2 separate regions of the Homo sapiens genome follow, and region 2 is linked to region 1. A link is a contact called in ENCODE POLR2A ChIA-PET data. All regions are on one chromosome and are shown on one strand. The core of a region is the stretch at or near the end of the contact, and the rest is flanking DNA. Distances in the headings are between cores, read along the strand shown. Region 1 overlaps NHSL3 (NHS like 3). Region 2 has its middle 6.6 kb from the start of TMEM54.

Evidence for each region. ChIA-PET counts read pairs that join two places held with the same protein, here RNA polymerase II (POLR2A).
Region 2: POLR2A ChIA-PET joins it to region 1 with 10 read pairs in B cell. The contact joins two enhancer-like sites. POLR2A ChIA-PET finds 5 or more read pairs at or near these places in 3 of 52 experiments (B cell, BJ and H1).

What each region holds. Positions count from the first base shown.
Region 1 is chr1:32,768,221-32,771,527 of GRCh38, reverse strand. NHSL3 (NHS like 3) reads right to left here. Exons shown (of 7, transcript NM_020888.3): 4 at 2,753-2,876; 5 at 1,742-1,855; 6 at 1-1,648. Among named protein-coding and RNA genes, the nearest start is that of NHSL3, 28 kb to the right of the region's middle. RefSeq lists an enhancer at 1,138-2,053. Within about 2 kb of position 1,868, at least 4 of the 41 ENCODE cell types and tissues checked have a DNase peak (open chromatin) inside an H3K27ac peak, as active enhancers do.
Region 2 is chr1:32,906,112-32,909,809 of GRCh38, reverse strand. No RefSeq gene overlaps it. Among named protein-coding and RNA genes, the nearest start is that of TMEM54, 6.6 kb to the right of the region's middle. Within about 2 kb of position 2,107, at least 2 of the 41 ENCODE cell types and tissues checked have a DNase peak (open chromatin) inside an H3K27ac peak, as active enhancers do.

The DNA.
Region 1 (3,307 bases), core at 619-3,118:
GACAGGTCCTGCTCCTCAGGGGCAGGGGGTGGGGGAGGGGGCCAGTTGGGATCTTGGAGGGGCTCCTCAGCAGTCTCTGAGGCAGATGGTGCCTCCACAACCACCTCTGGCTTCTTAGTGGGTGGTGGGGGTGGATGATAAGATGGGGGTGGGGAAGGTGGGGGTGACTGGTCTTTGGAGATGACAGGAGACTCCTGCAGTGGAGTCAAGGTTGTCTGGGGAGTGGGAGGGGACTGAGGACTGGCGTCAGTGGTAGAAACAGGCCCAGGAACCACAGCAGGGGCGGCTAGAGCAGGGGCAGCTGGGTTAGGGCTCCTGGGCTTGGAGGGAGGTGGGGAGAAGGGGGCAGGCACCTTGGGGTGAGGAGGTATGACAAACCTGTCACCCAGGGGGGTCAATATCTGTGGCCCAGAGCGGTCTGAGGGGGCTGGGTCAGAGGAGGAGGAACATAAAGACGTGAGGGAAGAGGAGACGGAGGCCCCAGGGGAGCGAAGAGACGTGACACGCTCTGGTTTAGGGGGCTGGGCCTTGCCTGGGGAAGCAGGGGGACCTGCCAGGCCCTTGGGAGGGAGGGTGGGAGTACCACTTTGGCTCGAGTATCCACTGGAGGGCGAAAGTGTCCGTTCTGGGGACCGTGGGGGGCGCCGGGAACCACCCGGAGACAAGCCAGGTACCCAGCTGTTGGCTGGGTTGGGTGGACAGGGTGCTGCCCCCGCCCCTTCTGAGCCACCAGTGGTGGGTGGCCGAGGCAGCTGGGGCTGCTGCTTACGCTCAGGCTTAGGGGGCAACCCTAATGGCCCATCAGGCACTGCTAAGCCCCGCTGATGGAGGGAGTGGGTCCGGCGGGGAGGGGGTGGAGGCCGCTTCAGCTTACGCAGGGACACACTCCGGCCAGACAACTGCCCACTGCTCCGAATGCTGAGTGTGTCTGAGGCCTCAGCAGTGCTGCCCCCACTGGGAGAGCCCCTCCCACTGCCTCCCTGGGGAGGGGGTACCACGCTATTGCTAGCCGTAGAGCTCTCCGGCTGGCCCTCAGAGCCACCCTTAGAGGAGAGGGTGGAACCGTCAGACACAATGGTGTCGGAGGATTGAGAGTGGCTCCAGGTGTCACTGGAGGAGGATGGGTGGCGGCTGCGGGGCTGTGGGCTGGAGACGGAGGAGAAGCGCCCCAGCGAGCGGACTGAGGCTGGGCTGGCCGAGTGCAGGCTGCAGCGGCTTAGTGTGCGCAGGCTGCAGCGGCCTAGGGCCACCACGTCCACTGTAGGCGGCAGCACAGCATGTGGAATCAACTTCGACAGGTAGGTGGCCTGGGGGGAGATGGACATGGCCGGGCTCAGGGGCTCTGCAGGCCCTGCCCCTCCTGTCAATCCAGGCACTGCTAGGGACATGGGCCGGGTCAATGGTGGGGCCCGGGTACCCGTGGACCGGCCAACAAAGGTGTCATCCCGGTAGACACGGTCAATGTGGCGCTGCAGCATGGCCTCTGTCTCAGCGCCAGCCTCCGCCTCCGCCTCCAGCGCCTGCAGGGACACCCGGGCCCCCATCCCTGAGGTGCCTCGGGGGCGGCCGTCCACTGTGGGGATGCGTACGGCATCCCGTGCACCAGGAGCCCGGGGCGTGCCTGGTGCCTCACGCTCATTCCTCAGGCCTGGAAGGGACAGGGAGGAGGTGGGGTCAGCAGAGAGGGGATGACCAAGGCTCCCCACCCACCCCACCACTGCCCTCCTAACCCAGGCCTCACCAAGCTCCTTCTGCACATGCTGCGGGAGTCCCAGCACAGTGCTCCGCCGCTCCCGCCGACGCCGCCCTGACTTTCCAGATTTGGGAAATGAGTCATGGGGTCGGAAGGTGGAGCCTGGGGGCCAGTCGTGGGAGAAAAACTGTTAGAGCAAAGGACTCCAGGCACATTCTGCAGGGCACTACTTTTGTAATAAGAGCTCTGCGAGAAATGGTTTCCACAGTCAAGTAGGTATGGGCAAGGCTAGGTTAAACAAAGCTAGAGGCTTCTTTCTGTAAGACTAAGGCTACTAAGTCAATGATGGTAATTTCCCTTTAGTGATAGCTTACTATTTAGTAAACATATTATTACGTGTTAGTCGTCATTCTAAACATTTGGCATTCATTCCAATAGGGTACTTATCCTCATTTTTATAGAACATCAAACAGAAGTTCAGAGAGGTTAAGGGTTTTCCCAAGGTCACACAGCTGGCACTAGTTAGTTACACCAGGCTTCCAACAGTTAAGATTTTCTAACTCTTTTTTTATTTTTTTTTTGAGATGGAGTCTCACACTGTCGACCAGGCTGGAGTGCAGTGGTGCAATCTCGGCTCACTGCAAGCTCCACCTCCTGGGTTCACGCCATTCTCCTGCCTCAGCCTCCCAAGTAGCTGGGACTACAGGCACCCGCCATCAGGCAAGGCTAATTTTTTGTATTTTTAGTAGAGACGGGGTTTCATTCACCGTGTTAGCCAGGATGGTCTCGATCTCCTGACCTCGTGACCCGCCCACCTCGACCTCCCAAAGTGCTGGGATTACAGGCGTGAGCCACCGCACCCGGCCGCCAAGATTTTCTAACTCTTAACTGCTTTATAGTTAGTGTGTATCACGAATGTGCAAGAGGACACAGGGTACTGTGTTTCCCGAATTCATTGAATCAGAGAGCCTGGTGAAACACTGGATAAGGAGGAAAAGAAGCTACAGATGCTGGGACCCAATGGAGCCCACTGTCCCTCTCCCCTGCCCATGAATCCACCTTTGCGCTGGATCATCTCCGAGCGGATGGAGAGCGCGTCCTCTGCTGTGGAGCTCTCAGCCACGTAGGATGTGGTCTGACTGCAGAAGGAGATGTTGTCTTCATCCGGCCCCGTCCGGGAGGACTATCAGGGTAGAAGGAGATCTGGGTGGGGCTGTCTCCTCAAGGCTCCCCATTGGAACTTTTTTTTGAGACAAATCCAGCTCAGGCTGGAGTGCAGTAGCGAAATCTTGGCTCACCACAACCTCCGCCTCCCAAGTTCAAGCGATTATCCTGCCTCAGCCTCTCAAGCAGCTGGGATTATAGGTACCCTCCCACCATGCCTGGCTAATTTTTGTATTTCTAGTAGAGACAGGGTTTCACCACTTTGGCCAGGCTGGTCTCAAAATCCTGACCTCAAGTGATCCGCCCACCTCAGCGTCCCAAAGTGCTGGGGTTACAGGTGTAAGCCACCTCGCCCAGCCTCCCACTCGAACTTTTGAGTCACAGATCCCCTCCAGCATCACCTAGCACTGAGCAACCCTGAACTAGCCCTCAGGGTTCATTTAGTGTAGC
Region 2 (3,698 bases), core at 858-3,357, 140 kb before region 1:
CCAGCACTATGAAAGGCCAAGGAAAGAGGATCACTTGAAGCCAGGAGTTTGCGACCAGCTTGGGCAACATAATGAGACTTTGTCTGTACAAAAAAAAAATAATAATAATTGTTTAAATTAGCTGAGCGCAGTAGTATGCACCGAGAGTCTTAGGTACTTGGGAGGTTGAGGCGGAGGATTGCTTGAGCCCAGGAATTCAAGGCTATAGTGACCTATCATCAAGCCATAGCACTCCAGCCTGGGCAACAGAGCAACCCTGTCTCCAAAAAACTGAAAAGAAAAAGATCAATTGACCATGTGTGTATTTTTATTCCTCGTTTATTTCTGGTTTCTTTATTTTTGGACTCTCAGTTCTATTCCATTGATCCATATGTCCATCCTTATGTCAGTACCACATTGTCTTGATTATTTTAACTTTATTGTAAGTTAGAATTGGGAAGTGTGAGTTCTTCAACTTTTATTTTCTTTCTCAGGATTGTTTTGATTATTCTGTATCTTCTGTATTTCCATATAAATTTAGGATCAGTTTACCAATTTCTGCAAAAAAAGGCAGTTTTTATTTTTTAACTAGTTTATTTTAGATTTAGGGGGTACATGTGCTTGTAGTTACATGGGTATATAGCATACTGATGGGGATCAGGCTTCTATTGTACCCAGTGTCCAAATAGTGAACATTGTACCTGACAGGTTATTTTTCAACTCTCACCCCTCTCTCAACCTCCCTCCAGAGCAGCTTGGATTTTGATAGGGATTATATTGAATCTGTAGATCAATTTGGGAGAATTGCCATCTTAATGATATTAAGTCTTCCAATTTATGAACTTAGGATGTCTTTCTATTTACTTAGGTCTTCTTTAATTTCTTTTTTTTTTTTTTAAGAGATAAGATCTCACTCTGTTAGCTCACTGTGAACTCCTGGGCTCAAGCAGTCCTTCCACTTCAGCCTCCCAAGTAGCTAGGACCACAGGTGCCACCACACCCAGCTAATTCGTGGGGGAGGGAGGGTAGAGATGGGGTCTCCCTATGTTGCCCTGGCTGGTCTCAAACTGAACTCAAATGATCCTCCCACCTTGGCCTCCCACAGTGCTGGGATTACAGGCATGAGGCAGTGTGCCTGGCCTTTCATTTCTCTCATGTTACTGGTTTTAAGCAGAAGAATATCATGATTTGATTTATACTTAAGAAGATTACTCAGTAGTGGCCGGGTGCGGTGGCTCATGCTTGTAATCCCAGCACTTTGGGAGGCTGAGGCGGGCAGATCATAAGGTCAGCAGTTCGAGACCAGCCTGGCCAACACGGTGAAACCCCGTCTCTACTAAAATTACAAAAATTAGTTGGGTGTGGTGGCGGGCACCTGTAATCCCAGCTACTCAGGAGGCTGAGGCAGAAGAATCGCTTGAACCCGGGAGGCAGAGGTTGCAGTGAGTCGAGACCACCCCATTGCACTCCAGCCTGGGGTACAGGCTGGGGTGCAGACAGAGTGAGATTCTGTCTCAAAAAAAAAAAAAAGGAAGATTACTCAGTAGTGTGGAAAAATAATTGGTGGGCAAAGAGACGCTACATGAACAAGGGCAGAGACAAAGAGGAAGTCACTCATTACATAAATATTTATGGACGGGACTTGGTGATTGACTTTATGTAGAAAGAAAGGGAAGAGTAAAGAACAACTCCCAGGTTTGGGCTTCGGTACATCACGACGCCACCAATTGAGATAGGAAAACACAGTTTGGGGGGAAAGATGAAGTGATCAGTTTGTGCCTGCTGAGCTTCAGGTGGTGAAGGGACACCCAGGTGGAAAGGTAAGGTAGTTGGATATCTGAGTCCAATGCTAAGAGGAGAATCTAGTCTGGGAATAGTGATTTGACACTCATCATATAAAAGGAGAGCTGTGAGAGTGCACAAGCCAACTGATGGGAAAAGTAAAGGAAGCAGAAAGGATACACAGAAAAACTAGGAATTCCAAGGGTGAGCTGATGACAAAAAGTCCACAAAAGGAGACTGAGAAGGAACAACCAGAGAGGCAGGAGGAAGCTCCAGAAAGAGATGCAGGGAGAGTGGCTAATAATAACAACTTAAGGACTGAAATGCTTCCATCGGAATTAGCCAAATTAGAAGTCACTGGTGACCCTGGCAACGACTCTTTTGCTGAAGCTGAAGCCACGCTGCTATGAACTGAAGAGGAAGTGGGAGTTGGGAAGGTGGAGACAGCAAATAAAGATAACTCATTCCAGAGGTTTGCAGGGAGAAAGGAAAAGAAGTGAAAAAGCAGTAACTAGGAATGTAAAGAGGGTCAAGAGGAGGTTGTGCTTTTTAGGACAAAAGAGACTTGGGTGAGTTTGTAGGCTGAGGAACGAAAGCAGATGAAAGGGAGAGGATGAGGGATGGAGAGTCCTTGTAGAGCTGGGAGGAATAAGGAGGGAGAGGATTGATTTTATTTATTTTTCTTTTAACCCTGCTTGATTCTATACTGATTTTTAAAATTTTTTTATATGGGCCGGGTGCAGTGGCTTGCACCTGTAATCGCAGCACTTGGGGAGGCCGAGGTGGGTGGATCACCTGAGGTCAGGAGTTCAAGACCAGCCTGGCCAACATGGCGAAACCCCATCTCTACTAAAAATACAAAAATTAGCCAGGCGTGGTAGTGGGCACCTGTAATCCCAGCTACTCAGGAGGCTGAGACAGGAGAATCGCTTGAACCCAGGAGGTGGATGTTGCAGTGAGCCGAGATGGTGCCAACTGCACTCCAGCCTGGGTGACAGGGTAAGACGCCGTCTCAGAAAAAAAAAAAAAAAAAAAAATTCTATGGAGGTGAGAGGACTTAGAACAGTGCTCTTCTGACGTTAATGTGCATATGAGTTACATATCTCAAATCTCCCCTCTCTCCATCTTGACAGCTACCATTCTGGTCCAAGTCCAAGTCCCCCTACAGGCCTCATCTCTCACTGGGACAACTGAGCTGGACTTCAGACGCTCAACCCTGTGGTTTAGGCTTGGTGGTGAAGAGGCCAGGACAGGGCTAACTGAATGGAAGAAAACAGAAGGGGCCGGCATGGGGAGTCTGAATACGGGCATGCTGCTGGGGAGAACTTGGTGATGCTTGAGGTTGGGATTTCAGAGAAGGCTGTTCTAGGCGTGGCTCTGGAGAGAATAGCTACAGTCATGTGAAGGCCACTGAGGATGGCAAGGAAGGGCCCTGGGACATTCACACGGATGAGCAGGATATTAGGACAGAAACCCAAGTCCCGGATGGATGAAGGGAGGTGACAGGGAAGATAGAAGATGAAGGTGATGGGGAGGCACAGCAGAGTAGAGCCAGGCAGCAGAAGTCTCAGAGGAGAAAGAAAAAGATAACATATGCGCACAGAAAACAAAACAAAACAAAACATAAAGCCAGGCACACGCCTATAATCCCAGCACTTTGGGAGGCTGAGGTGGGAGGATTGCTTGAGGCCAGGAGTTCGAGACCAGCCTGGGCAATATAGTAAGATCTTGTCTCTACGGAAAAAAAAAAAAAAAATTAGCCTGGTGTGGTGGCATGTGCCTGTGGTCCCAGCTACTTGGGAGACTGAGGTGGGAGGACTGCTTGAGTCTGGGAGGTAGAGGTTGCAGTGAGTCGACATTGAGCCATTGAACTCCAGCCTGGGCGACAGAGTGAGACTCTGTCTCAAAAAAAAAGAGGCGGGGGGTGGGGGGTCATT